Regions from separate parts of the Mus musculus genome. Here region 2 is linked to region 1. Evidence: chromatin loops called from intact Hi-C (ENCODE). Cell type or tissue: heart. All regions are shown on one strand. Links, peaks and the distances in the headings refer to the core of each region. The heading gives the core; the rest is flanking DNA. Region 1 has its middle 11 kb from the start of Grid1. Region 2 has its middle 190 kb from the start of 4930596D02Rik.

What was found. A loop is a pair of places that touch in the nucleus more often than their neighbours do. Peaks named below come from ENCODE experiments on the same cell type or tissue, not always from the same donor. Only the 100,000 strongest peaks of a DNase experiment are listed, where the experiment ranks them.
Region 2: a loop joins it to region 1, with 12 times the contacts of the local background. A loop is called at or near these places in 2 of 42 quality-filtered maps.

Annotation. Positions count from the first base shown.
Region 1 is chr14:34,801,397-34,817,328 of GRCm38, forward strand. No RefSeq gene overlaps it. Among named protein-coding and RNA genes, the nearest start is that of Grid1, 11 kb to the right of the region's middle. In heart, for the core only: CTCF peaks have their summits at 9,535 (motif pointing right) and 12,086 (motif pointing left); no DNase peak of the experiment used is centred there; H3K27me3 peaks cover 2,026 bases.
Region 2 is chr14:35,617,713-35,633,644 of GRCm38, forward strand. No RefSeq gene overlaps it. Among named protein-coding and RNA genes, the nearest start is that of 4930596D02Rik, 190 kb to the right of the region's middle. In heart, for the core only: a CTCF peak has its summit at 8,259 (motif pointing left); no DNase peak of the experiment used is centred there.

The sequences.
Region 1 (15,932 bases), core at 7,565-12,564:
TCCCTGATTTTAGTGGGATTGCTTCCAGCTTCTCTCCATTTACTTTGATGTTGGCTACTGGTTTGCTGTAGATTGCTTTTATTATGTTTAGGTATGGGCCTTGAATTCCTGATCTTTCCAAAACTTTTATCATGAATGGGTGTTGGATCTTGTCAAATGCTTTTTCTGCATCTAACGAGATGATCATGTGGTTTTTGTCTTTGAGTTTGTTTATATAATGGATTACATTGATGGATTTTCGTATATTAAACCATCCCTGCATCCCTGGAATAAAACCTACTTGGTCAGGATGGATGATTGCTTTAATGTGTTCTTGGATTCGGTTAGCGAGAATTTTATTAAGGATTTTTGCATCGATATTCATAAGAGAAATTGGTCTGAAGTTCTCTATCTTTGTTGGATCTTTCTGTGGTTTAGGTATCAGAGTAATAGTGGCTTCATAAAATGAGTTGGGTAGAGTACCTTCTACTTCTATCTTGTGAAATAGTTTGTGCAGAACTGGAATTAGATCTTCTTTGAAGGTCTGATAGAACTCTGCACTAAACCCGTCTGGTCCTGGGCTTTTTTTGGCTGGGAGACTATTAATAACTGCTTCTATTTCTTTAGGGGATATGGGACTGTTTAGAAGGTCAACTTGATCCTGATTCAACTTTGGTACCTGGTATCTTTCCAGAAATTTGTCCATTTCGTCCAGGTTTTCCAGTTTTGTTGAGTATAGCCTTTTGTAGAAGGATCTGATGGTGTTTTGGATTTCTTCAGGATCTGTTGTTATGTCTCCCTTTTCATTTCTGATTTTGTTGATTAGGATTTTGTCCCTTTGCCCTTTAGTGAGTCTAGCTAAGGGCTTATCTATCTTGTTGATTTTCTCAAAGAACCAACTCCTCGTTTGGTTAATTCTTTGAATAGTTCTTCTTGTTTCCACTTGGTTAATTTCACCCCTGCAATTTTGTATTTTCATCAAAATTTCAGATACAGGACTGGACCGTTTAAAATTTCCGGCAGTCTCTAATGCTAGAACCGCATTAACTACATAAACAGAATCAGATAATATTTATGGGCATAGGAAATCTTTTAAAGACTTCTAAAACCACCAAACATTCTACCAATTGAGGGGCTCCTGGTATAAATTGCAACCTTACAGCCTTTTCATTGATTACATAACTTCCAACTCCTGTTTTGGATCCATCTGTATAAATATCAATGGCTCCCTTTATAGGGGTATTAGCCGTTACCTTTGGAAATATTACTGGATGTAATAACATAAAATGTAATAACGGATGTTTAGGATAATGATTATCAATTAAACCAGAATAACTGCATCTAAGAATGGCCCATTCATCTATAGTAGCACACAATATTTGCATTTGTGCGACAGTATAAGGGACAATTATGCTATCAGGCATTTTTCCAAAGTGAGTGATTGAAGTTTTTATCCCTTTGTGGGCCATATTTGCTACCATGGTGGGATAATGCTCTATAGTCTTATTAGGGGATATATGTGGATGTATCCATACTAAAGGACCATTTTGCCATAACACAGCAGTTGGCAGATTGATGGTGCGTAATATACATAGGCACAAAGGTTCTTGCTCATTTATACGAGTTAACTGTGCTGTTTGGATCGCCTTTTCTACTTTCCTAAGAACATCAGAAGCCTCAGGTGTTAATTGTCTCAATGAGGTAATATGTGAGTCTCCTTCTAAAATTTGAAATAAAGGTTTTAATTCTGAAGTAGGGATCCTTAAATAAGGTCTAATCCAATTTATATCTCCTAATAATTTTTGAAAATCATTTAGTGTCTTTAGATGATCTTTTCTAATACTAATCTTTTGTGGGGTGACACATCGTTAAGTAATAGTGGCTCCTAGAAAATGACTAACATTAGACTGCTGTACCTTTTCTGGTGCAATACTCAAACCATTATTTTTTTAAAGTTTCATTAAGCAAGCCATAAGCTTGCTGCATACTTTCTTCTTCAGGTCCACAAATTACAATGTCGTCCATATAGTGACAAATTTTTAAGGAGGGGAAACCATCCCTAACCGGTTGTTTAGCTTTTCCTACATATAACTGACATATGGTAGGGCTATTTGCCATTCCTTGGGGTAATACCCGCCATTGGTACCTTTTATCAGGTTCCATATGATTAATAGTATCTTTCTTATTTAATGGAATTGAAAAGAAACAATCCTTAATATCTACTACTATAATTCTCCAATCCTTAGGTAGAGCTGAGAGTAGGGGGAGTCCTTTTTGTACAGGACCCATAACTTGCATTTGTGCATTAATGGCTCTTAGGTCATGTAACAATCTCCATTTACCTGACTTTTTCTTTACAACAAAAATGGGGGTATTCCAGGGTGATTGAGTGGGTTCCACATGTTCCAGGTCTAATTGTTCTTGTACTAATTCTTTAGCTGCTTTTAACTTCTCAGAGGGTAAAGGCCACTGAGGCACCCACACCGCGTCCTCCGTATGCCACGGAATGGGCAAAGGCTCTTCAGTGGCCCCTAGAAAACACCCAGCCCTTTCTTGTCTGCCTTTTCTGTGGCTTTAACTGGTGAAATTCTACCTTGCAAATTTTTTCCAAGACCTAGTCCAGGTATATATTCCATTCCTTTCATCATTTCCTTGCTTTTCTGAGAGTAATCATTAGTCAATATAAAGTTCATAGCTGATAACACATCTCTCCCCCATAAGTTTACAGGTAAAGGGAGTACATAAGGTTGAAAAAGCCGTGTCCTTCCTTCTTTATCTTTCCATTGTAAGGATTTTGCACTTATAGTTGGGGTAGCCTCATATCCTAATCCTTGTAAGCTATGTGACGATTGATTAACAGGCCAAGAAGCAGGCCACCACTTACTAGATATAATGCTTTTATCTGCTCCTGTATCCATTATACCTTGAAAGGTTTTTCCTTCTATTTGTAATTGTAAAGTGGGACGATTATCCAAATCTAAAGATATGTAGGCCACATTAGTTCCTGTAGAACCGAGTCCCTTATCTCCTCGCGAGTCCTGGCCACTAGGGAACATGTTATGCAAACTAGGAAGAATCAGCAATTGAGCAATGCGATCTCCAGGAGAAATGGCTACAATACCTCGGGGTGCAGAACACATAATCCTAACTTGTCCCTCATAATCTGAGTCTATAACTCCGGGATGTATTACCAATCCTTTCAAAGCAGAAGAGGACCTACCCAACAGTAGGCCCACTGTATCCTTTGGTAAGGGACCTCTAAAATCTGATGAAATAGGCTGGCACCCCATTTGAGGTGTAAGAATTACTCTGGAGGTGGCACAGATGTCCAATCCTGCTGAACCCGGAGTGGCTCTCCTCGGTCTCTGGGTGGCCTCATGGACACTGTGGTCTGGAATGCCCCATACATTTGGGGGCCCTAGGGACGGGGGCCCCTCACTCCGTTTTTTGGCTGTTGCACTTTAAACTGAGGTATTGGCCTTCCTTTTATATCTCTGACTGATCTACATTCATTTGCCCAATGTCTTCCTTTCCCACATTTTGGGCAAATACCTGGTACTGTCTTTTCAAACCTACTCTTTCTACCCTTTGTACACTGCTTTTGCAAGTGACCTGTTTGTCCACAATTATAGCAGGTTATTTCTTTTGTTTGCGCCATCAAGACTGCGGCAGCCAGCCCTGCATTTGAAAGAGGTCCTCCTATTTCTCTACAGGCTTTCATCCATGCTTGTATTCCTTTCCCTTTCCATGGTGTGATAGCATTTCTGCATTCTTTGGTACATTGCTCGTAAACTAATTGTTCAATTAATGGCATTGCGGCCTCAGAATCACCAAATATACATCCTGCCGCTTCCATCATGCGAGCTACAAATTCAGAGAACGGCTCATTAATTCCCTGAATAATTTTTGTCAAGTTACCAGATACCTCTCCTCGATTAGGCAATGCTTTCCAAGCTTTCACTGCTGCCTGATTAATTTGATCATAGACCTGCACTGGGTATCCTAATTGATTGTTTGTCCATATACCCTGACCTGTAAGCATTTCAAAGCTCCATGCTTGTTGCCCTGCAGTAGCATTAGCACGGGCCTGACTCAAACACAGATCATGCCATATAGACTTCCAATCTAGATACTGTCCCATCGTAAGACATGCCCTTACCACACTCATCCAGTCAAAAGGAGTCATGGCATTGTGAGCCAGTCTATCAATTTGGGACTGAGTAAAAGATGCATTAACTCCATAGGTCCTTACTGACTCTGCTAGCTCTTTCACTTGTTTATGCGATATTGGCTCATAATATCGCTGTTGAGCATGATCCTGAAAAACAGGAAAAGCCTGACATATTTTTTGCAGCCCTTTAGGAGTGCAAAAGGAGTGGCCATAGCCAATTGTTTTCTTATCTGTATAAGGCGGAGGTGGTGGGGGAGCACTGATACTCCTTCCTATTGGACCAGATCTTTCTGCCTTACACTTTGCAGCAGCCTCCTCCAAATTTTTCTCCTCCCCTTCTGATAGTTCCGAATCCTCTGAGCTAGACAATTCTAACAACTCAAAGTCCTCGAGAGGAGGGTAAATTGACTTAATTTTCTGTTCTTTATTTTTTATGCTATCTTTTGTATCTTTACATTTTGGTTTCTTTTCCTTTTCTCCTTTTATTTCTCTCCCTTTACTTATCTTTCTGCGCGCGCTTTCTTTTTCATATCTCTCTGTTTCTGACATACTTTCCTGTTGCTCCTGTAAAAGTCGCTGTCCTTCTTTAACAGCTAGCTCACATTTCTTGTCCTGGATACAAGCCTTAATTAATTTCCATAACAGCCTTGTCCCTGCTTTCACTTTCCCATCTGCTTCCTCTCTTGCTATATCTTTTCCCAGCTTTTCCCAACTAGGTAGCGTCAGCGACCCAGTGGGGGCAAACCAAGGAGCAAGTCTGTCTATTTCTCTCAAAAAACCGCTCACTGTGCTTTCCGAAATTTTTAAACCCCTTTCTTTAAGCAAGGCTTGCACCGACCCTACTAAGGGCGTAGACTGGCCATTACCCATGATGGTCCTGGACTAAAGCGTTATCTACATGAAATTATTCCCAGCAGATACACTCGTGCCCAGGGCGATGACAATTAAGGCAATAGCATAAAATTAAGGCAAGAAAGCAAGCAAGCAGCACAATCCCAGAGACAATTAACGGATCTACTTCGTAGGAGAGCATGCCTCTCAGAGATTTACATTAATTTCTTTACACTTACCGGTACCGCCGTTCCTCAGCTGAAGAGTTCTGAATCCATGCAGTTGAATCCTTCTCAGCAGTCTGTTTTGCAGGAACCTTTATTAACACCGCTCCCCAGCTGAAGAGTACTGAATCCATAACGGATCCTTCTCAGCAGTCTGTTTTACGGGAACCTTTATTAACCGCTCCTTCCCCGCGATGCAGTTCTGAATCCTCCCTGTAGCAGGGGGTCTTCGCTCGTGCCTGAAGATGTTTCTTGTCCTGGGTTTTCGGCACCACTTCTTGCGCGCACCGGACTCGACCAGCAAGAACGACGCTGCAACAGGATCCTTCTGCACACGTTTATTGGGAGAGCTTGATTGCAGAGGCGAAAAGACTTCAAGCCCAGAACTGGTGCTGCTTTTATAGGCCTAGGAGAGGCGTGTCTCATACCCGGATTGGTTATGCACTAAGCCTCATTTGCATGTTCCTCATCTGATTGGCTACTCTCTCTCAGTACCTCACAGAGCCTCATTATCATACCTCATTTGCATGTCTCACATCCGATTGGTTACTCTCTTAGTACCCTACAGAACCTCATTATCATGCCTGGGCCAGGCAGTGTTTTTGCAAAAAACTTTACTGCATATGTACACATTGGTTGTTTGTCCAATCTTATGCCTGGTGGCCAGCAGTAGTCAGTGCCACTCTGCAACGGCACATGTGGCTTCCCACAGGACTCCATCCTATCAGAAGACATTTGCTCAGTTACATAGCACTTTTAAAGGAATCGTCCTTAATATAAGTATAAACAGTGAATTAATCAGGTGGCTGCATTTCTTTACCTTTGCTATTCCCCAGTAGCCACACAGAAAAAATAAGATTTATTCAAAACTGCACCTCAATAGCTGAACAGTTAGATGATCTAACCTATGCTAATCTGGCTCATCCCATGATACTTGCATATTATTATTGATCTGGCTCTTTGGATCCCTTCTTCATGGCTCCAATTCCTCCATCCTGTCACTGATCTGACCCGCCCCCTTTCCTCTGCCTGGTGGATGTCCCACCCTATTCTGCATTCTACCTCACCATTGGGTGACTAGCATTTGTTGACAGGGCAAAAAATAAATAGTAAGAAACGTTTACACAAACTTGAGACAGGAAACTCTTGGTATAGGCACCCCAATGCCGCATCTGGATTGAAAGAGAGAAATCAGCATTTGAACAACACCAGGGAAAACTACACAGCGTACAAAAACATTATGCCTACAATTTATAACAGTCAGAAACTGGAAACAATCTAGTTGTCCCTCAACCGAAGAATGGGTAAAATATGGTATATTTACACAATGGAGTACTACTCAGTGGTTTAAAAAATAACACCGCCGGGCGGTGGTGGCACACGTCTTTAATCCCAACATTTGGAAGGCAGAGGCAGGTAGATTTCTGAATTCAAGGCCAGCCTGGTCTACAAAGTGAGTTCCAGAGCTATACAGGGAAACCCTGTCTCGAAAAAAACCAAAAACCCAAAACCCAAACCCAAAAAACCCCAAAAGACAAAAACAAAAAAAACCCAACCACCACGGATTTTGCAGGCAAATGGTTGGAATCAGAAAAAAAAACAAAACAAAACAAAACAAAACAAAACAAAAAAAATCAGTGGGATAATCCAGACCCAGAAAGATAAACATGGTATGTACTCACTTATAAGTGGACATTAGCTGATAAATAAAGGACAACCATGGGACAATCCACAGACCCAGAGAGGCTAAGAAACAAGGAGGGCTCAAGGGGAGATGCATGACTCTTCCCGGGAAGGGGAAATAGAATAGATTCGAATAGATTTTGTGGGTGGACTGGGGATGGGGTGAGGGATGGGAACAGGAGTGATCAGGTTAGGAAGGATGGAGAGGGGGGAGGGAAGGAGGAGGGGGAGGGGGAGGGGGAGGGGGAGAGGGAGAGAAAAGGGAGAACTGGAGCTGGGGGACATTTTGTGGGCGAGGTAGAAACCTAGGGCAATGGAAACTCCCAGCAATCATGAGGGTGGCCCTAGCAAAGACTCCTAGTGGGAGATACAGAGTCTGAACTGGCCACATAGGAGTGGAAGGAGAAGAAACTGCTGTAATATATCAGAGAATAAAATTTAAAAAATAACATTTTTGTTTGTGCATTTGCCCGTCTTGCCTATGTTTCTTTTTGTCTCAATTCCTTGGGTTTAACTCTATACTATTTTATCATGCAGTCTCTCTCAGAAATTATTCTGCCACTCTGTATCTGTCTCTATTTTCCCTCAAAGTTAACATCTGTATACTAGCCAGACATGGTGGTGTGTACCGTAATCAGCAGATAGAGATAGGATGACCTCAAGTTTCAGGCCAGTCTGGGCTATATAGCAAGACCCTGTTTTAACCCCTAACAAACCTCTGCATGGCCAGTTCCCCACGCTCTGCAGTTAATCAGTAGTCTCTCCGTTTTCCCGGCCCAAGGTAGCTATTACCTCGTTTTTCAATTCTGAGCCTTTCTCTCTCCACAGACGTTACTACTGTTGCGCATCGGTCCCCTCACCTGGGATCCCATTCTTTCTGCTTGAAATACTTCCTCTAGCATTTCCTTTAGTGAATATTTATTTCTAAATGAACTCTCTAAGCTTGTGTTTACCTGAAAAAATTCTTTATTTCTTCTTCATTCTTGGAAGATATTTTCTCCTCCATCTGGAGTTTTTTGGTTCACTGAAACTGACATCCCACTGTTTCCTGCCTCCCTCTCTCCTTCTCCCTCCCTCCCTCCCTCCCTCCCTCCCTCCCTCCCTCCCTCCCTCCCTCCCTCCCTCTCTCCCTCTCCCTCCCTCCCTCCCTCCCTCCCTCCCTCCCTCCCTCCCTCCCTCCCTCCCTCCCTCCCTCCCTCTGTCTTCCTCCCTCCCTCTCCCTCTCCTTCTCTCCCCCCTCTCTGTCTGTCTCTGTCTCTCTCCTGTTTGTGCCTGTGTTGTAGAATTGTAAGGTCTGCACCCTTTCTTCTCCATCTGCGTTTCTGCTCTTTCTTCAGGTCTCTGGTCTTCTTCCGTTTCACTACGGTGTGTTCGGTTATGAATTTCCCACTGACCGGAAATTCCAAGGGCACAGTTAACGCATCTCTGGAGACAGGTTGGATTAGGGGGATGCAAAGTTATGAAGGCCTTTGAGCACATGCTGAGGAGTCCAGCTTGGCCAAGTGCAACGTGGTTTTCAGTTGTGGACTGTCCTTGAACTCATGATCCCTCAGCCTCCTGAGCACACGGTGGGCAGGTTACAGGCATGTGCCAATGTGCCTGGTTCATGTGAGGTGATTGATAGTGACAGGTGGTACTGTAGCCATGCAAATAGCGTCTGGAAATGCCATCCTCACATGTTCTCTGCATTTGGACCAGTTGTTGATCTCTGTCCAGGTCTCCATCTGCTACAAAAAGAAACTCTGAGGAGGAGCAAGGGCTACACTATCTGTCGGTCTAAGGATAAATACTTAGATACAGTTACAAGCCATGTTTAGGGAAGTGGCAGCAGTAGATTTTCCTCTAAGGCCTATGATGTCTCCACCCATAGATACTTTGTTATGTTCACAATACCAGGCATGAGGTACTTCCTACTGAGTGGACCTTAAGTTTAATTACACACTTAATGGTGACTCCCAAGATATGTGTCACTGTTTTACCAGTGGGGATGTTGTGGCTGCCTATTACTGTTGCGGCTTTCAGGCCTCACAGCCTAGTGGTGTCTTCTCTCCCTCCTTCCTTCCCTTCCTCCTTCCCTCCTTCATTTCCTTCTTTCCTTCATTTCCTTCTTTCCTTCTTTCCTTCTTTCCTTCCTTCCTTTCTTCCTTCCTTCCTTCCTTCCTTCCTCCCTCCCTCCCTCCCTCCCTCCCTCTCCTTCCTTCCTTCCTTCCTTCCTTCCTTCCTTCCTTCCTTCCTTCCTTCCTTCCTTTTCTCTCTCTCTCTCTCTCCCTTCCCTCTCCCTCTCATCCTCCTTCCTTCCCTCCTTCCCCATCTCTTGTTTTTCCATCATATATTACATATTGACTGCAGTTTCCTCTTCTTCCTCTCCTCCAAGTCTGTCACTCCTCTCTCCCCACGACACGCACCGCCCCCCCCCCCCCCATCCACTCCTCCTCCGTTTCTCTTCAGAAACAGCGGGCCTCAGAGTTATCAACCAAACATGACACATCAAGTTTCAACAATACTAGGCGTCTCCCTCAATTTTAAGGCTGGGCGAGGCAATCTAGTTTGAAGTCACTTGCTTTCATTAAGACCAAGACTCAAGCTTTGCCAGATGAGTCTCTTCCTTAAGCGCCTCGAAGTGCTATATTTCCAGCAATGGCCAGCAGAGAGCAGCATTGCACCACGGCTGCTCTGGGCGGGCTAGCTGGTTCAGCTTGACAACTGCGGCTGCGCTGGTGGGTTCCCTGAATTGTCCTGGTTGCAGGAGTTGGGGTAGGGGGTGGTGTGTTTGAGAGCCGGAGATCACAGTCTCCATTCTGCTTGGGGCTTTTCTGTGCCTGGTGCTCCTTCACGGGTTAACCGAGTTCCGGTTGTCCTCTGAGGATGCTTATTTCCATTTGAGGGCTTGCAGTCCTAAGAACAGCTCACCTCAGAGGGGCGCGTCTTATGCTTTATAAACTTACGCTTTATGTCTTTTCTCCTGGAAGTCTCTCCTGATCTTTTTGTTCATCCCTGCTGGGGCATCCCTGCTATCAGTTTCCTTCCACCCTGTTTCCAGAGGAAGGTCTTGTTTCCCTTGCACCTATCCAAGGTCACTGCCGCCCCTAAGCTCTGGATCTAAGATCAGCATGTCTGTCTGTCCCACCCAGTATGCCTCTTAACAGGTGACCAGCTTCATTGAAGGATGTCATCATTAGTGGTTAGGGTCCTAAGATCTTCAGGAATCCAGGCTTCTTGTCTTAGGCAGCCTCGTTCCCATGCTTCGTTCCTCCCGTCCCTCTTCCTGAGGGGATTGAACACTGACCAAAGGACGTCATCAACACCACATGTGGTACCTACAACAAAAGAATAGGTGCCAGGAACTTTTGGAAGGGGACCAGCCAAAGACCCCAGACTGGCAGAGTCCTCAGTGTTCCTAGGGAGTCGGGAATGTGCTTCGCCGCAGTTTTGAGAAATACATGCTCACTTATCAGGATGGAGGAAAAAAAAAAAAGCAAGAAAGAAATGAATAACGCCTGTGTTTGGGACGGGGTAGAGACGATATTTTCATTAATTGTGTGCGGGAGTGTAAATTGGCTTAAAAAACAGCTTTGGAGTGTACAGCTTTGGGAATTATACGTTAAAAGGCTTAAATATTTTATAGCCTTTCACCTAATAACTCCAATTCTGGGCATTTATCCTAAGAAAACAATTGTATAAGAGCAGAAAATATATACACAAAGATCTTACAGTAGTATTGTATGACCAGTTATATCAAGTATGCTCTATTCTGTGGGACAAAACCTGATCAGCTACTAAAAACCGTGTTTTCAGGAAATTTTTATTGAGATGCTAACTGATTGATTTAACACACCAGCATCTCCTGGGTATGACAGCTACTGTTCTGGGTACTAGAAATAAGGCGTAAGTAAAACTCCTTCCTCTGTGGAGTTTCCGGTCGGCTGTGGTGCTGGCTCTAGTGTGTGGTAGGCAGGTGCTCTGCCACTGGAAGTCAAGCAATAAGAAAATTACACAATTTCTGTCCTTGAATAGAAAAAAGGACAGGTCACTCAGCCTGGTGGGATAATCTCATAAGCCCAGTGCTTGGGAGGCTGAGACAGGAGGAGCCTGAGTTTGAAGCCAACTTGGGCTACAAAGTAAGACTCAAAACAAAACAAAACAAAACAAAACAAAACTCCTCAATAAAACAATAACAACATCAGCAGCAGCAGCAGCAGCAACAACAACAACAATAATAACAATAACAACAACATCAAGATGGATGAATCATGAAATCACTGGTTGGTGGTATCAGCGAAGGCCGGTAGTCTCTTGGCATGGAAATGCCTGCATGGTAGCTAATGTGTGTGGAGGTACAGCTGGCTCTGGAACTGGGGCTCATGAGCAGCAAGCTTGTGGGCTAGCTCAGGGTCATCCATGTGTGGCTTCTTAAGGTCCTGACATGACCAATGGCTTCTAAGACCCTGTATGTTTTCCAGGTAGGCAGAAGAGAAAACGCAGGGGGCACGGCCATTTATTGAGCGGCCATATTTTATTCTTCATGGGCAGAGCTTTGGCCAACGTGTCATAGCCCTGAAAGACCCCCAGAGCCACGCCTGGTTGAAGGAAGGTCATGGCTATGGTGTTTTGAATTGTGGGATGTTCTTTTCCACATGTTCTAGACCAAAGGAGACATCGAAACAAGCTTTTTTTTTTTTTTTTTTTGAATAGAAACAAAAAAGGGCTTTCTGTCTTGAAAGAAATAAGGTGGGATGGCTTGCTATTAGAAAGTAGGGCAGATTGTCTGCAGTGTGTCTCAGATATACCTGTCACCTGGTGGCTGTGTCCAGCAGTCTCTCCTGCTGACCCCTGCCTCCCATGGCCTTGTGCCCCACACAGGCTAAGGGGAAGTGGTGGAAAAGGTCCAATGGCGGTTTCTCACTAAGAGATGTTCCTTGCCTTTCAGCCTATTTTCTGGCCTCCATATGAGGGCACACATGGCTGATGCTTGGGGTATCTGCAACCTGGACTCATGTGGGGTTGAGCTTCCAGGGAGCTGGAGTGTGTCCCCAGGCTTGGACTAAGCTGCTCCAGGTTTGGGCTGCTTCTTTTTGTTAATTTGCTTTGTTGTTACATCACTGAACTTGAGACAACATCTTTTCCTTTTCTCTGTTGGTTGGGAAGCTGGGTAAAGTCAGCCCGGTCCCTCTTATCCCCATCTGCTGCCCTCTTGTGGCCCCCAAGCACACTTGCAACCACATAGTATATACACATTAAATTAAAAATATGTTTTGTTTTTGTTTTTGTTTTTGTTTTTTTCTTCTATGAGTCCTAACAGGAGGAAAAGGCCTTTGGCCACCTGGCTACCAGGAAACATGGGAAATTTCCCACCCTGACTCTGTACAGGATGCTCTCTGACACTCACACGTTCTCTGCTGTCCCCAGAGATGAGCAGCAGGTATCCCTTCATGAGGTAGGAGCTTGGGGATCAGACGACCTTGGTCCAGCCTGTTCCTTGTCTACAATGGTGCTCCTGAAAGCACCATTGGGAATATTACATCCTGATTTGGAAAAAAAAAAACATTTGCAGGTTTAAGTAAGTTTCTGGGCATAAGGAGATTGTCCTGAATTGTCAAAATGTCCCCTACACCCAATCGTGAATGTCTCCTTAAGGCTAAGGGAGGCTACACAGATGGTGTCACTGTGTAGCCTGTGTTGCTACAGAGGCAGGGACAGGCTAGTTTAGCTAGTTGTGAGCCATGGAACAGAACTTGGAGAACAGTGAGTATTCTTGCCACTGAGCCATCTTTAGACCTTTAGTGGCTCCTTGACTTCCCTGGGATGCCCACCGAAGATACCATGGTTGACAAGTCTTTGCTGCAAAATATGGCCACCCAGGATGCCTGCTCTGTTGATATGGATCTAGAAAGGTGTGTGTCTGGCTTCTGCATCGCCAACAAGAACTATTCTGGCAACTTCCATCATAGTACCTTCCAATTTATACTTTGCTTTCCATGGGCTTTTCTTCCCATCCCTTCCTGTATAGGAAACACATTGACATTCTAAACTCCAGTCATCGTCTCAGCTTAGGATTTGCCGATCCTTCAGGCAGCTGCAAGAGGAGCCCTGGGCAGCAGAGAGAAGGGCTGAGCTCTGGGCATTCTCTGTCTAGGGTTGGCTGGGCCATGCCTGATGAGGGTGTTGGGGCCTGACTTTGTCTCTGAAGTAGACAGACAGGCTAGGGTTCAGGTCCCAGCCACTTAGTCCTGTTAACCACATAGTGATGGGACAGCGGTCCCCAAGGTTTAAAAGGGCAGGGATGCAGATGCAAGACTGGTAGAATAGAGTGGAGAAGCTGTGCTAGCCATCATGGCTGGGAAGCTGGGGAGTCAGCAAGTAACGGGGATAGGGCAGGGCCAGACCTTGTGCTTAGGTGTGGCCTCAAAAGTCTGAGTGGCAGCAGGAGACCCGTATTCATTGTTGGGCTTAGGTGTCCCAGGAGCATGGACCTGTCCTGAAGATTCCCCATGCTTGTAGATTGCAGAGCCTCCGATTGGAAGGATGCAAACACTGCTCCTCCAGAGGCTGGCATGACAGCTCAGAAGGGTGTGTCTGGGTGTGCCCACACCTTACTTCCCTTTGACTGTCCCTTTCAACTCAAGACATCATTGTGCAAACTTCACTTTTCTTCTTCTTTCAGAAAGCCTGAAGGAAGGGGTGGATCTTCCAGGGACCCAAGGGATTAGGAGGTTCCAGAGCATTTTTGTGGGAGCCTCAGATGGCTCTAGTTGTGGTTTGACCCCGCCGTCTTCCTGCCCAAAGCACCCTTCTGGATCCAGCACTCTAGCCTGCTTTTTCTCCCCCCATAGGTAGCTTCTTGGGGTGGTTGATTCTAATCACACTGCGTCTTGTTCTGTATAAGGGAATAGATGAAGGAAGGCCTTTTCCTTACAAAGATGAGGTGCTCCTGTTGGGGTGTGATCACACAAGACATGATCTTTTTTTTTTCTCCTCATTGGCATGTGGCTCCTGGGCTGCCAGCCATGGTGATGCCTGCATTATCGACAGTGCCCTCAGCTGTGCGGGTCCTGCCCTGATGCCGACTCAGCATCCTGCTCTTGGGAGGAGGCTATCCCCAGCTGCACTTTCTCCAGCCACACTGTCCTCCATAAAACTGAAGACTAAATCAATGAAGCTTCGAATCATGGGATAAGTGAGACTAGAGATTGCTGGCCTGGGAAATTTGAAAGTAAAAACTCAAGAGAATGACCAAGAGGGAAAGCAAACTAAAACAAAAACAAAACAAAACAAAACAAAACAAAACAAAACACAGTCATATAAAGGATGATCAAATAAATATAAGTACTAAAAACGAGATGAGAGAGGTTGGCAAAAGAGACAAAGCAGAGCTGGGTCATTATCATTCAACAGATGTGTCAGATGGCTGCTGAGGGAATGGAGGAAACAAGCAATAAGGGAGTGTGTTAAAGGAGGAAGAGGAGGAAGAGGAGGAGGGGGAGGAGAAGGAGGAGGGAGAGGTGGAGGAAGAGGAGGAGGGGGAAGAAGAGGAAGAGGAGATGAGGAAGAAGAGGGAAAGGAGGAGGAAGAAAAAGGAGGAGGAGGAAGAAGAGGAAGAGGAGGAAGAAGAAGAGAAAGAGGAGGAGAAAGAAGAAGAGGAAGAGGAGAAGGAAGAAGAAGAGGAAGAGGAGGAGAACGAAGAGGAAAAGGAGGAGGAAGGAGGAAGAGTAGCAGCAGCAGCAGCAATAACAGTAGTAGTCATCTCGGGCATACCCCAGCAGCCTGCACACGCCTACAATTCCATTTTGGGGGCTGAAACAGGAGGATCTCAAATTCGTGGGTGGTCTAAGATGCACGGTAAGACCTTGCCTCAGCAAACAAAATAAAGCAAGGCAAAGCAGCAATGGGAAGCTGGGTAGGGAGGCAGTGGCTCTCCTCAGGTCCTACCAGTGAGTAGGTTCCTTGGAGCCTGTGGGTAGTGAGCGCTCTTTCCTAGATGCCGGCTGAGCCCTCTACAGCTAGGCTTGGGTCTGCCTAGCCTCTTCCATGTGCACACAAGGGAGCTAAGCTTCCATAGCCAAAGCTGTAGACTTCCTTGTGGTCTGTCTGCCAGCTGCACCCTTCCTGCAATTGCAGCTGGACCGCCAGCTGTGCTTTGCAGGAGGAAGATGCTGGTCTCAGGTACCCTGGACAGCTCCCTAGGCGGTGTACATCCTTAGGATGCATCTGTTCTGGGGCTGGTCAGGTGGTGGCTCTACTTGGGTAGGAGACTCCCCAGACCTGCCAGGATCACAGGTCACAAGGAGGGCCAGGATTCCAGGTGTCCTTTTCTTGACCCAGTTATTGTCTGGAATGAGAATGGTGATGGAGACTGGTGAGATTTGTGTTTCTAGAGTGCCAGTCACAACGGTTGTGTCTTCCAAGTGGGCCCCTGTGGCCTCTCTCTTTGTCTGGACATTTGACCTGCATTGTTGGTTGCAAACTGCTGGCTCCCAGCAGTACTTTAGTGGAAAGGCCTGATGACTACAACCTTCTTCAGTGTCCATGTGTGTAAAAGCCTACCCCCTGGGAAGGAAAGGGAGGGCTGAGCATAGGTTTTCATGCTAAATAAATGTCCTTAAAATCATCTTAACCGAAGAGATCTTTCAAAAAGGCAATCCTGGTGTTGGCTGAAGTACAACTAAAGGATTGGACAGATTGACTCACTCTTGGTTTCCATAAATACACCTTTGTGTAGTGAGGGATAACCCAAGAAGACTGAGTTCTGATTCTCCCAACAACTCCTCCCATGTTGTGGGCAAATCCTATCTTTCTGTGTGCGTTAGTCTTTCCCTCTGAGCAATGGGTATACATCTCGAGGCCTAGACACTGATAGCTTGCCTTCGATATCTAGGTTATTACAGAATGGTGAACTTGTGCTGTGTTTCCTGAGTTTAACAAACCTGATTTTGCCAGGCATAGTGGCGCATGCCTTTAACCCTAGCACCCAGGAGGCAGAGGTAGGCAGATCTCTGTGTGAAGTTAGCCTGGTCTACAAAGCATACTCCAGGACAGCCAAAGCTACA
Region 2 (15,932 bases), core at 6,188-11,187, 810 kb after region 1:
TTTGTCATATAGTTTCTTAAAAATTTCATAGATGTATACAGTGAAATATGCGTATGGGCCTGTCTTTGGTGCATCTTTTTTTTATTAATGATTAGTAAGGGTGGGCACAGATCACTGGAGGTAGTGCTACTCCTGGGCAGGTGGTCCTATATGGTATAAGAATGCAGGTTGAGCAAGCCAGTAGGCAGCTTGCCTCCATGGCTTCTGCATAAGTCTCTCCTTGAGTTCCTGCTCCTCCAACTTCCTTTGTTAATGGACTATTGGAAGTGCAATTGAAAGAAACCCTTTTCTTGTCAAGTTTGATCATGATGTTTTATCACAGCAATACTAAGAATATCTTAGGCCTTTACCATTGATTTTCCTCCTCCAGATTTTATCATATAACCCTAAAAGTGTCTCCTTTTATGCTTTATCTAATTCCATTTTGGGGTTTTATGTATAACCCACTAAAGCCAATTAATGCTGCATCTATTTGGATGGGTATAGACCATCCAATTAGAGCATGGAAACATACCAAGGGTACACCTCAAATGTGAATAATTCTACTTCATACAATAGCTATCAATACCTCAGTAAAGGGTAGGTTCAGTAGAGCCTCTCTTCTATTTAAGTGGAAATTTTGGATGGCTTGATCTTACACCAATCTTGTGCTAGTGAATTCAGCTGGTATGAGTTCATACTAATAAATGATATGAGTCATGCCATGTTCAGAAGACATCATTTTACCATATCCTCCTCATTCTCCATAGCTTACGTCTAAGTGCTTCTTCTTATTCTACAACATTCCTTAAGTCTTGGCAAGGGGATAGGGATAGGGGTTGGATAGGGATCTTCCTTTTAGGGATGAGCACTCTGTCTCTAATTTTCCACAGTTTGGCCAGATGTGCATTTCTCCGTTGACTACTACCCATTACAAAGAGAGGTTTCTCTGGCAAAGGCTGAGAGCAACTCTAATCTATGGGTATAAACAAATATTTAGAAAACAAATTGACAGCATTACCACTGAGCAGAATACCAATAGTGGATTCTACTCTGTGGTCAATGATTTCCTCCATGGATTTTAAGTAGGATTATATGTGCCAGGCATAAACTTTCTTCCTGTAAAGCAGGCCTCAAATCTATTAAAATCTAGTAAGTTACTCCATAACACTTGTTATATTTTGTAGGTGTGTATACATATGTGTGTGTATGTGTGTCTGTGTGTATACATACACACATAAATATAGTCTATATGTTTTTACTCATCCATTAATTTTATCTTAATGATATGTCTATGCAGATGCACATATTTATACAGAGACCAGAGTTTGATGTTTGCTGTCTTTTTCCTTTATTATTATCCATCTTAAGTTTTTGAGACAGAGTCTCTAACTGAACTATAGCTTGTCAATTTGTCTAGGCTAGTTGGAAAACAAGTCTCCTGGATCTGCCTGTCTCTATTTTCCCCTAGAATTGGGGTCGTCACATACTGCCGTGTCCAACTTTTACATGAGTGTTCCAGCTCCAAGATCTTTGCATTTAGGCGACAAATGGTCTACTGACCAAGTCCAGCTCTCCATCAACTATAATCTTGATAAATGTAAAAGGCAGTGTTTTTAGAAGATCAAAGAACAAGGTCTATCAATGTCAAATCGAATGGAGATTGGCATATAGCAGTACTCCACCTGTCTTCCTCTCTGACCTAAACAACCTGTAATAAGCTGAGGTGACAGATGAGGCCCAGGGAAGACACAGGCACAACATTGAGACAGAAGGTAGGAGTGTCCTGAGACGCTACACAGAAAGATTTCATTGAAGGACTGGGTACAATCAATGTGATGCTCTATTCCCCAGAAAGAAAAATTAAGTACAAATGAAGCATAGTTTCATGCAGGAATGGGAATTTCAATTTACTCTGATCTGTCCTGAGATTAATACTCAAAATCCCAACTGTGGTCAATCCTTCATTAGGAAATGGTGAATGACACAGCACACTAGTTTTCTGAGAGACTTGGGATGGGTCAGAGGAGGAGACAGGACAAATAAGTGCTTCTGACTCTAGTCAATGCTCTCAGCATCTTTAAATATGAAGAAGGAGGGAATGCCTGTCTTCTGTGTTTATCATGAGTTAAAAGAATAACAAGTCTTAGAGGAAGAAGGACATGGAAATGAAATCATGGTGTATTTGTTTTCTCTGAACCCACCTGTTCTGGAGCAGCTTCTTTAGCACTCATTTGCCATAATTTTATTATTTTCCCTGATTGGATAGAAAACTTGCTCATGGAGAAACTGGGTCATTTGTTCCAAGTTGGATGGCTACAAAGTGGAGTGCATGTTGTAGTGGCAATGAGTTAAACAAAGCTGAATGAATTATTTTGCCAATGAACCTGTGAAAAAAAGAACTGTAGCTGTTTTCTTCTAATTGAAACACTCCCTTCCTAGGGGAGCAAAGACTTTTATAAAATTTGCAACATTCAGAAAGCCCGGGAAGTTACAAAAGGTAGGAGGTAGGAGCTTAGTTGCCCAAGGTCACATAGCAGTAAAGTATTGCTGGAAAAGAAGACATTTTGGTGGAATTGCCTAGGAATTATGCAGAGATCTCCAGGATGCAGTTTCTTCTGCACTGATGCACTATGTGGTGCTGCCAATTTGCTCTTGAGTCACCGAAGCTCCTGTGGGTGACACAGTAAATTTGATGGTCCAGCAAACTATATTTGCATGTACTTGCCCTTGCCCTTTCGTCTCTCAGCAATACCCTATTTGGGGTGAACAGATATTTGTTCATGTGCCTCAAGGAAAAGCCATTTAATCGTACCCTTTTATCATAAAACAAGAATGGCTGGTGCTTTGGTTGGATGCATTTGAGCTACAGAATGCAGAATGAGTCTCAGAAGAGCTGACCTGTTTGACTTCCATTTTATTTTAGCTTTTAAGAAAGAAAATAACTACTCTTGAGTTTTTGTTGAGGAGAGAGCTGGCCAAACATTCAAAGCAAACAAGGCAGAGATAAAATGAAATACAATCTGCTATAGTCATGTCCACTCGTGCTCACCCAGGATTATTTCTTCTTCTTTGAAAGGGGACAATTGGCTCAGAAAAGAGAAAGTGCCTTTTGGGTGTGAAATGTGTTTTGTTGAAGCTATTGGGAAAGTATCAACAGCTGTGGTGGTGGGAATGGGGGCATCACATATTATTTCATATCTACTGCAGGGTAGAAACCTACCTCCTTTCACCGAAAAATAAGACACCCCTAGTGTCAGCAAGGAAAGTCCTTGCCAGAACAGTTCTATGGGAAGTGCTAAGCTGAGCCCATGTGAGAACCCTGAAAACAGCTTTGGAAATGTATAAAAACCTACTGCTGCCATCTTGTCTTGATAAAGAAAGTCCCAGCTAGACTGGCCTAGATACTGAGCACGCCATCGTTCCATAGGACACCTTAGAGGGAGCAAATGATTCAAATATCCTGATTTTAAAATACTAACTTTCTAATGCTTATCATTTGTTTTCATTTTTTCCAGAAAAAGATAAAAAAGGAAATATTTAGGAAATGATAGCTAATAAGTGTAGAATAAAAAAAAATCCCCAGATTTACAAAATAAAAAACAGTAAAGCAAGCTTAAGCAATATATGGAAAGTTTTTAGGTAAAATACTTTTGGGAAGAAAAACAGAATTTCTCACATAAATGCAAGGTAATAACTCAGTGCTCAGTTACCAATTTAAAGGGAGGAAAAAAAATGGATGGTTATAACTATACTAATCAAATAGACACAACTAGAAGATCATATTTTTCTCAATGTTGTATGAAGGTTATAATATTGTCTCAGAAATATTGAGACCAAATTAAATTATATATTCATCATACATAAATATATTCATTATTTATCAAATTAAATATGTATTAATACTTAATTTTTTATCTTAATCTAACTAAATCTTTATCTTAGGTGACACCAAAGGTCATGTTTACAAAAATATAAATGGAAAGAAATGCATTAAAAAGCATCACAACTAAATAATCAGAAAGGCTTACAGTATTGAAAATCCCTAAGTCATAGATTCTAAGAAGAAAACAGATTAGATGTAGTGTATGTGCAGCTAATCCAAGCTCTGGTGAAACCAGAGGCAGAATAATTTCAAATTCAAGGTCAGCCTAGGATACACAATGAGACCATGACTTATAGAGTGTGAATAAACAAATACCAAGACTACTACTGTAAAAATAAAAGGAGAGTGGAAAAACAAACAAGCCATGCAATATACAAGCCTTAGCCAGATTCTGGATTAAGAATAAATAAATAAGCAAAGAAAACAAATAAATCATCAATTGAGACATGTTGAAGAAACACAGCTAAATTTATATAAAATGATTGCTAGATATTCTTATATGACTATTCGATCTGTATTATATTGAAGAAGCTTTTAACTCAGAGGGAAATCATATCACCAAGTGTGAGATCTACCACTTGCTTAAGAATATCATGGATTAAAGCACACATAAAGATAATTTTGTAAGCATGGGAAGATGCTGATCATTGTAGATTTCCTCTCACGGTTTCTAGATGTTTGCAGGCTTGAAACCCAAAACCTTGTAAAATTTCATTTCTACTCAAGATGGAATAATTGGTGCTAGGCCATTGTTATTGCTGGAATATTAAGAAATGAGATGCTGGGGAGCTGGCTCAGTGGTGAAGAGCATCAGTTCCTCTTGCATAGGACTAGGGCTTTGGTTTGAGCACTCATATGGTGGCTCACAACTATCTGTAACCTTATTTCTAAGAGATCTGATGTACTCTCCTGCTCTGCTCCAGCACCAGGCACATACATAGCACATAGTGTGCACATACATAGCACATAGTGTGTACATAGCACATAGTGTAGGCAAACACTCATGCACATAAACTAAAAAGAAATACTTTTAACAGAGTGAAAAAAATGGTTTTGAAGAAGTGCACAAGACAAGGTTTTAGATTATGAAAGGGGCAACAGGGTAGAGATATGCTCTTTACAATAAGTAGAATCATGACATAAGCTGGGTAATTGCCAAATATTTTGTCTGGGGTGTATTCTGCACTTATGTGAGGTCTATGTTCTGATGATAGAAAAGAAGGGTCATTGAAAGCTAAGATACTGAAGAAAATGTGGAATCACAGACACAAGACATATTTATTCACCAGCACACAGGTTTTTAGGCAAGGTGATGCCTTCAGGCACATAGACCTATTCTTGTACATATGAACATACACAAGCAGACATAGGCTCATAGCAGATTGCCTGCAACTCTGTAGGAAGCCACATACAGGCAGGCTGGTGAACGCAAAGGCCTCTCACCTTAAGGCCGTATTTATGCAGAATCACAAACAAGTGCTTCTCAGAAAGAACTATATAACACATTACATTACTGTTTACTGATAGGCTCCCTAGACATCTAGTGTAAGCTACTTTGTGCTGACATCTACCCCTTGGATGTCCAGCATTAGCCACCTTGTCCCATGTTAGATATCTGCACCAGCACCACATTGTCAAAACATACACTGGCTTTTATATTCCTATGTTCTCTGCAGCTCCTATACAGAAAAGTAGAGAATGGAAAGCTTGGTGCCTCGAAGAAACAGAAGTGGCAGAAGTTGGGGGTTCCAAAAGGCTGAAGAAGCTGGACAGTTCAGGATAGGGTGTCAGTGGAAAGAGAACTATGCCAAGAGAAAACTTTAAAAAGATCCTGGCCTCCTAAGGTTTGGACTCAACACCAGTTTGTGATAGTCAGAGACCTAATCTTGTAGGCAATGCTGTTGGGAGACTATAGGTTGAATAGAGGTTTCTAAGGGTGCATAATAACCAGAATCCCAGGTGGTTTAAATAGTCTGGGATGACCTTGGCAAACATCCTAGGTTCTCAGTAGGTCACTTGACATACCAAAGGATTATTCTTTATCAACTGGATAAATCTAACACACCATATGCACTCTGACAAGCTGTGGATGACAAGGATAGAGATGTAGAAAAGACAAAGGAAAGAGAGAAGGGGGGAGACAGCAAGGAAGACCCCAAAACAGCTAAAGCAAGCATGTGTCACAGAAAGTGAAGGGATAATTTAGATGAGAGCTGACTTCTCCAAAGACACAAGAAGCCCAAGGTAGAGTAGAGTTTAAGAAAGGCTGAATCTCCAAGAAGAGTTTCAAGCAAATAACTGAGTTAAACTCCAAATATACCCTCAGAGCCTTTGGCTGACTGGAGCTCTGTCCCAGTTAGCTCCATCATCTAGACACAGCCTAGAGTCACTTGAGAATGGAATCTCAGTTAAGAGATTGCCCAGATCATATTGGATGGAGGTGTGTCTGCAGGAGTTGTCTTGATAGCTAACTGACACAGAAGAACTTAGCCCACTGTGGGCAGAACTATTCCTCTGTAGGTTGTAAGAAATCTAGCTGAGCATGAGCTTGTGAGTGATCTGGCCAACAGTATTTCCCCATGGTTTCTGTTTGAGTTCCTGACCTGACTTCCCTCAGTAAGAGGCTGGAAAAGTGGAATGAAACCAGTCCTTTCCTCTCCTAACTTGCTTTTGGTCAGAGTGTATCAAACCAACAATGGGCAGGGTCCTGTATAACATGTTCTGTGTTCTGGGACAAATCATGAACTGTCTTTGAGGCCCTTGCCAACATGTGTTTCTGTTTCAAACTAGAAGATAAATAGTTGCTATGCAGTGGATTAGATGGATTCACCTCTCCTGTGGGGCTGGGAAAGGAGCTGAACAGTTGAACACTGTCAGTGCTAGCACCCTCTCCATTGTAAGCACCCCTCTTAAAGATGATGTTTTGTCTCTTAAATAAAAGATGATAGGAGTGACAGTGACTCCTGTCTGGAACTCCAGAAGTGCTATGGATCTGAGTCAACACTGGCAGTGAGAGCTGGCGAGGAGCTGAAGACACACTGCAGGTCCCATCTGCTGAAAGAGTTCCAAGGAGAGGTCAAGCCATGAGGGTGGAGGGCCTGAGATATCCTAAGCCTCAGGAGCTGATGGCTGAAAGTCTCAGGACCCAAGGCACGGTTAAGAACTGTATACTATTAACATTGCCCTCTTGGAGTCTGATAAACTTGGGGAGCAGTGTTTATTTGTTTGTTTCTCTGTTTTGACTGCTAAGGGTTGAACTCAGTCAGGGTCTGTGCATTTGGGGCAAGCACTCTAATACTAAATGGCATCTCCAGCTAGTTTTTACAATTTTTAAATTTACTTACATAGAGATATTTTTCAGATATGCTTATGTATCCAAAAGGACTTTGATTGTCTGATATACAGACTTTGTCTCCTGAGCTTGTGGGATGAGTATGAGGCACTGTATCTGTTGAATGCAGAGCTGGGATTAGAACCCAGGACTTCATGTATGCTAGGTAAGTGCTTAGGAACGCAACTATATCTCAGCCCTTGTTTTTACTGTCAGTAGTTTTTGAAGAAAAATTGATTAGTTTTCCTATGTATATAATTGATCTCACCAAAGAACCTTTTTTTCCCAGTCTTTATCTCTTTTACCTTTCTTTTCTCCTCTCTTTTCCTAGCATATTTTGACCTTCGTGTTATTAAGGAGAACCAGTCAGTATTTCACCATGAAGCATGGAGTGAGCTACAGTGGGGGTTTTGGGTTGTGTTTTGACTTGGTAAACATCACTTTTTTTCAGATGAGGAATCTTCCTTGCATTCCTGCTTTCCTGAGTTATTATCATGCAGAGGTTGTAAATTTAATCAAACAACAGTTTTCTGCATTTACAGAGATGCTGATTTTTTTTCCTTGCTAACCTATTTGATATGGTGAGTTATATCCCTTACATTCAAGTGTTAAAATATTCTTGCATCCCTGAGATCAATTGAACTTGGTAATGATTTATTACTCATCTTATTTATGCCTCAGAAAGATTCACTAATATTTTATTAAGGATTTTATGTTCATGTTCATGAGAGCTATTGATTGGTAACCATTTTCCTTTAAATGTTTTCTGTCGGGTATTAACATTGGTTTTTGTCAGTTCTGTAAAATATGCCGTGAGTTCACGGTTCCCATTTTACCCTCATAAAGCTTGCATAAGGTTTGCACCACTGATTTTTAAAGTTCCACTGAAGTTTTTGTTGGACCTAACAAAACTTTCCTTCTGAAATGTTTCTCTGGGCCTGGAGAGATGGCTCAGCGCTTAAGAGCACTGTCTGCTCTTCCGGAGGTCCTGAGCTCCATTCCCAGCAACCACATGATGTCTCACAACGGTCTATCATGAGATTTGGTGCCCTCTGCTGGCCTGCAGGATACATGCAGGCAGAATGCTGTATAAATGTTTCTTTCTATTTAATTAAGGTTGAGCTCATTTACTGCCATAACACCCTCCGTATATCCTTGTTATCCTCTTATAAACCTGTATTATTATCGGCTTCCCTTTAATCCTTTACCTCTCTTGCTATATTTTTGGACAATTTTATTATTGTTTGTAAATTTCTGAAATATATTTTCCCACTTATTCTATTATATTGTGTTTTAGTGGTTGCAAACCTTTCTTACTAATTTGTTAAGTAATTTGCTTCCCCCACCGATATGTTTCTTAGAATGGAAATTAAGATAATTGATATCAGACTTCTTTTTCCCTCATGTGAGTTAAGTCCCTCCAATTTCTTTATCTGTATCTTACTTCTCTTTCTTGTTGTTGCAGTAAAGTATCCTGAAAACAGCTATTTGAGAGAGAATGGAAAACACTTTGGCTCACAGTTTCAGATTAGCCCATCACTGCGATGTGGCAGGGGAGCAAGAGACAGCGGAGACAGCTGAAGGCAGCTGGTCTCCTAATGATTTCAGTCTAGCAGCCGAAGGAGCACGAAGAATGTAATGAATGCAAAACTATATGGAGATAGGAATTGGAAAAATAAGAACAAAGTTAATGTTATGAGAAAAAAATTATTGTCTGAATGTTGGTCAAAATATCTTTCAGTTTTGAATTTCATATGCTTTTTTTTTCATTTCTGAGTTTTAGAATGTGTTCTTTCCTTTACATCTTCATGACTATTAAAAACTTTAATGATTTTAATTTCATATCAGAAAATAATTACGTTTAATTTCTTAGTCTCTGATTGATCATTAAGCGTTAGTTTTTCAGTTCTTGCTTTACTTTGTTACACAAGAGCACTGCTAGGAAACTGGAGAAAAGCATGAGGACGAGCAAACCGTTTGCTCTTTAACATGCCTGTTTCTCTTTACCCTGCGAGCCTCAACGTTTTGTCCTTTAGAATCCTCGATGTTGCTATGCTCACCATTGCTCTTTCCTCGCATACTTTTGACTGCCTTCCTTTCCTTCGTGCTTTCTTACTGGGTTGAATCCTTTTCATTTTGTGTCTTCTCACTCGCATGCTGGATTAGGCGTTATTTTATGCCAGTGTGTCTTCAACAGAGAATGTCTTATCTACAAACATCTTGCACATCCTACTTTGTATAATAGGAATATGGTTTGCTTAGCATTTAGTTTTACTAAACAGTCAGAAAGTTCTATCAATTTAGGAATGGATTTTACAATTTCTTAAATTTGTGAACTATTTTTTTCCTGTATAAGCATAGAAATTTGACTTCTTTCCCATGAACAAAAAGGCTTATGAGTTTAATTTCCATCGGAGTCGTGTAAGCCATTTTACCCCATTCCTCCAAAACCCACAGAGAAGCATTCCTGCTCTGCATTTCTCCGCTCCTGTTGGGAGGGTGCAAGCATTATTCTCTTCATCTACTGCTTGTGCAGAAATCTTCCACACTCTGATTCTGGCTTCAGTTCACCCTCATCCCTGATTCGGTTTTGCCCACTACTAAGTGTTCTGTATCTGAGGCAGTGCCCAGACCTCACTTTCAAGGCTTGACCTACCATGGATTCTATTATAGCAGGTTTCTACATCAACAGTTATGAAGCTCATTCGCCCACTTAATTTCTTTATTGGTTTTGTATTTCCTTTGGTCTGCAACACTGCAAGAGACAGAGATTTCTGCCAACGCCTGCTCTCCTGCTCTCCCAGGAGCTTCTTTTCTACAAGTCAGACTGGAGTCTAGTTTGTGCATTTCAAAGGAGGTAGGGAGGATGACAATACTCTTTCTGGGTACTTCAAAAACGTGGCAATGATTTTGCATGATTAAAATTGAGACAGATCAGGTGAACTATATTACATAAATTTTATTGTAGTTGAAAGATAGCCAGTACAGAAGGTGCAGCCTCTGAGACACCATGGCTATCTAACAAGTCTTAGCAAGGAACGTGCTCATGGAATTACACATAAATAAACTGGGGCATGAAAATTATTTTTCTTTATGATGCAAATACATGTAAGAGCCGAGACGAAAATAAGTCCACACTGGGAAAAAAATTAAGCCCATCAGCATGTATTGGGTTTTAGTGAATCTGGCTCCACTCACCCCTAAATTAGAGTGTCCCAAAGTCTGCAATTAAAAGCTACAATTGAACAGTGGCTGAACACTGATTCATTAGCAGAGAGCTCTAAACACTCAACAAAACACCTAAATTATAGACCTCAGTGGTTTATATGGCTTCCTTGATCTTCACAAGTCAATGTTTTTAAAGGGTATGTTTGTGTTCAGGGTTGGTATTGTCTAGCTATTGATTATTGTGCATTTATATCAGTCTTGTAACACACATACAAGATACACATTAATACAATTTAAGCATTCAACCATCAAATACAAAATCCCTTAAGTCCGTTTTTACTTTTCCTTTTTCTTTCCTTCCTTCTTTCCTTTCTTCCTTTCCTTTCCTTCTTTTTTAATGCATCCCTGATTACACTTTTATTCAACCACAGTAATCTTAATATGTTAAATCTCCCTGTTTTAACTTTTTGGAATTAAAATATAATTATATCATTTCTTCTTTCCCTTTTCTCCTCCAAGCCTTTCCATGTAATCTTCCTTGCCTTTTCTCAAATTTGTGGCTTCTGGCCATTTATTCTTTGTCATTACACACACACACACACACACACACACACACACAGACAGACACACTGTAACATATATACACACATATATGTATATATGTTGCAGGAAATGTTTTATTTACTGGAAAAACCTGATACTAGTTGTGCTGTGACACAGCTTTAGCACACACCTTTAATCTCTATGACTGGAATACAGACATGCCTTTAGTATACACCTTTAATTCTAAACAATGAAGATAGAGTTAGGTTGTAGAAAGAAGTACCCGTGTTTGAAAGTGAAGTCAAATTGAGTGGCAGACCAAGTGATGAATCAGAGAAAGATTTGATAGATAGGATATGCCTAACTCTCACAAGAACAAAGAGGAAAAAAAGAGAGACTACTTAAGAGAGAGCAATACAGAGAGAAAAAAGAGGAGAGAGGGCAGTTTTACTAGGGCAATTGTACAAAGACAGCTTTCAGAGAGAGAGAACAAACTAGACACTTGAAGACAGAATGTACCACAGATTGAGAAGGAGTCAGAAAACAACATATTGCCAAAGTTAGTATGAGGCCAAGCAGAGCCATTGGAAGGCGGGGGTGGGGGGTGGGGGTGGGGTGGGGGGGGTGAGGAGGGAGGAGAGAAACAAGACTGAATCAATCAGGTTAGAGAGGATTTTTAGCCAGAACAGCTGAGTTGACCAGCCAGCCAGAGTTAAGGAAAAGCTAGAAAAGGGAAGCTTATTCAGCAGCAAGTCTCAGAGGCTGAAAATGTTCTAGGTCTATATTAGAGTGTACAGAGGCTAGAATCTTCTCGGACTAGGCTTAGGTTAGCAGATGGAGGCCGTAAGCCTCAGAGACAACAATTACTTCCGGCAAATAAAGGTGACTTTTACACACACACACACACACACACACACACACACACACACACACACACACACAAACAATAGGGTTGGGAATTGCCACACAAATGAAGCAGACACTGAGCTCAGTTAAATAGGGCTGATTTATTGAAGGAACACCCCAAAATAGATTGGTCAGTGTCACAGACTAGACAAGAGAACTAAAACTGGACATCAAATATTTTTCAGGACCAGTTTATATAGGCAAAACCTACAGTGAGTTTACATGTAGGTATAAGAAACACTGCCCAGTGGTCAGTCCTCACTGAAGTTATTTTGGGTAGCTAGGCAGAGCAATTCTAATTTACCTTTACTCTAATTGGTCCTAAGTGAAGTTTACAGGTATGGAATTTCTTAAGATAACAGGGTATGTGGTCAGCTTGACCCTACTCTGAATCAATCTGAATCAAGCTATTTTTCTGTGTCAGTACAATATGAAATGGCTGGTTGGCATGGAGCGAGATGACTAAAGCTATGATGAAGAAGCAGACTTCAACAACAACAAATATGTATATATATATATATATATACATCACAATGCATTAATATATAAAATGAGAAGGAAGACTGAGCAGGAGAGGAGTCTTCCACACAGCCATCTTGTCTTGTAAACCATGTTGCTATTCTGTTGTGTCCATCAACTGTTATGAATATTCATACTTTAAGACCCACTAAAAGCTATAGGTTTGGGTTGAAAAGCATGAACATTTTTTTTCCAGTCCAGAGGGCTAGATATACAGATTGAAGAGGATATCTTTATAATGATGAGAAGCATCTTTAAGTTTATATTCATAAGACAACCAAAGGGAATTTAAAGTCTTGAGCTTGTGACAGCATTATAAACAGCTAACGCTCCATCAGCTATTAGAATTTCATTGACTAATGTTAAAATTCTGAAGTTTTGAAATCTTAGTATCATAATAGCATAGAGGGGGAAAGAGAAATATAGAAAATTTCCTAATTTTTATACGTCTTAAATTGTTTTCTTACACCTCTATAATTTGCATTTATACATTTTAAAACATTTTTAGGCCCTCTGATCTTCATAATTTGCATTTACCAATCTTAAAACACTTTCTTAGACCCTCCAATCTTTATAACTTGCATTTATCAACTTTAAGACATTTTTCTTTGCTCTCAAGCACTTTCTTAGATCATCAGATCTTAAATAAACTTTAAACTTACATGTTTTTCTATCCAATTGTTTACTATGAGACATAGGAGTTGATTATTGAAAGCATTTAAATGAAGGCTTAATGAGAATTATTTACATAAGGAAGTAGTAAAAATTAATATTGAAATCTGTTAATCCTTTAACATGAAACCTGTAAGCAAGGCAAACCTGTTTGCCCTTTTAAATAAGATACCTGGTAGTTTTAACTAACTCATGAATTGACTAATGAACTAACCACAGTGGTAGATTACCTTGGGCTAAGGAACAATTTGCCTGTTGTTCTCTAGCTGTCAAGCTATCGCTTGCTTAACCATCAAGAGGAGACATGAGAAAGATAAACGGTAACCTAAATGGCTATATATCAATTAAAATGACGGAGACTAGTTCATATTACATTAACTAGACAGTTATCCCAGGTTTCTGTGTTCTTCATAGCACTGAAGGCAAAGGCAGTTTTTGGCCATCAGGCCCAGAAGACAAAGAGACTTTTTCTGTGGACAAGAAACATGGGAGACACTGACCTCACCTTGTTTTAAGCAACATGTGCCAGTCAATTCTCCAGTGTCCTGTTTGTCTGTAGTTAAGGCTGGGCCCTGGTAGGGGGTAAGGCATAGGGGAAGTTATGCCCAGTGGTATTACAATTCCTGTAGTGTCCTTTGTTGTGCCCTTGTCTTCTTGGAGGCCTTGGTGTGGGTCACTGGTAGTATTTGGGAGTCTCTTTCTGTCACAGAAGGTTATGCATATTAAATGACATATTCTGCAGATTTCTGACATATTTAAAAGCTAGTATCTACCCAACATGTCTGAGTTAAACAATCTTTGTATTTTTGGTTATCTGCTTTAAACTGTATCTTTCAAAAACGAAACGGGAGACTAAATGCAACTTAAACTTGTAACTAACTGGATTAGTTCTTAGCATGACTTCAAATATACTTCTGAATATATTAAAGGATTTGATTATTTTTAAGGTTGTTGACTGTCAACTTGAATTCATTAATTATCGTAGGTTTTATGTGACTAGGACTTTAGGGTCCATTCCTGTTAGGTTTGAGCCTTAAAAAAAAAATCATGATTTTGGATTGAAGTTCTTCTAGTATAAAAATAAAAACTTTTTCATCCTTAAACGTAGTCCATAAAGAGGCTGGGATCTTTTCTGACCTTTATATGGTATGTTATTATAGAACATAACAGTTTCCTGTATGACTTAGTTTATAATAAAAGCTATAATTTAATAATGTAAGCAAAAGCAAGGTTAGACATACATACTTAAATCAGTTTTTGTTAGCCTGAATAGTCCTTAGGTAAGGAGAGACATATTCTTACGCCAGTGATTCTTAACCTTTTAAATACTATAAACTTCTAAAAAAATTTTCAAAGTCTCAATTGTGTTTTGTAGTATTTTTAAAAAGTACATTTATAAGAATGGAGATGTAGAACATTACCACAATTTTCAGTGGACAAACCAAGTTCTAACAGTGTAAATGATTTAGTATCTCCAAAAATCAATATAAATATCAAGTGGGTTATTTTCATGTTACAAAGTTAGGTTGCCAACAAGAAAAGTTCTTGTATACAAATGCATGGAGGTGCAGCTTTAATACTTCATTAAGGGAACATTGCTTTAAATGTAATCTTTTTAAGTCTGATTTTTAAGACAGGGCAGAAATTACATAAAAGAATTTATCAAAATTTAAAAGTATATGTAGAGACCTGTTTCTCTGTACCTCATGGCATGTGTTGTTACCCAGAATGTCTCCAACCCTGAGTTATTTGTTTTAGGCTAATTTTTTTTTGTTATAGATGTTACACATTTTTAACCATACACCACAATTTATACACCAATAATCTATAACAAAGACATGTAGAACATATTGAACTTAAATGTTTAAGAACAGTCAGAAGTAAAGATGTAATGGCTACATGTATATATGTATTTAAAACAGACAAAAGTATTTTTTTTTTCCGAGACAGGGTTTCTCTGTACAGCCCTGGCTGTCCTGGAACTCACTGTGTAGACCAGGCTGGCCTCGAACTCAGAAATCTGCCTGCCTCTGCCTCCCAAGTGCTGGGATTCAAAACTCTTATTTCCTCCAGATATAGTTATAGGGGAGGATCAGCTTGCTACTGGCTGAATCCAATTCTTACAGGCACAGAGCTTTTGTAGCAGGACTAGGCATCAGCTCCCTTACTAGAGAAGCTGGGAAGTTGCTCATGCCACTTTAAGAACAAAGGGATTTAAGATGAGACAGTTCCCTGTTTGCTGTCAGCTTGATATAAGGAGGAGATGTGGCTTCTCTAACAGTGATAGAATCCTAGCTGCAGGTGCAGGGCTCCAGGGCCAGCACCAGTTTATCAGTTTTTCCTATCCCAATTCAGCTGCCTTTTTTTTTCTTCCTGAAAAAATCCTTGAGAGGAGTTAAAACCAATTCAAGGGGTGAAGGCCAGCAGATGAAGTTTGGCCCATTTTTCTGAGTATGAAACATAGAGCAACAATCAAGCAACTAAATAGAACTACAGACATAATCTGACAGACATGGACACACTAGCATGCTAAGGACAACCAATAGAGTTGGGGAGAAGTGAGTGAAAAGAATCCTCAGGAGAACAGCCAGTACCAAAGGAAGCCATTCAAACTCACTGAGGGTAGAAAGTTTCCCAGTCAAGAGGAGAAAGTTACAGAGGAGGAGGAGGAGGAGGAGGAGGAGGAGGAGGAGGAGGAGGAGGAGGAGGAGGAGGAGGAAAAATGTAAGTAGAAGACAAACACATTCAAAACCTAGTTTCAAAGATAGTCACAGATGAGAGCTCTCAGATGAGAGTCCCAATAAAATCCAAGTCCAAAGGGCTTATTGTGTTGCTCTCCCCAGCCAAGTGAAGTAGGGCTTCACTTGTTTCCTGACCTTAATACTAGTGAATTGTATGTCCAGCTTGTCTTCTTTGTGTCACCAAAAG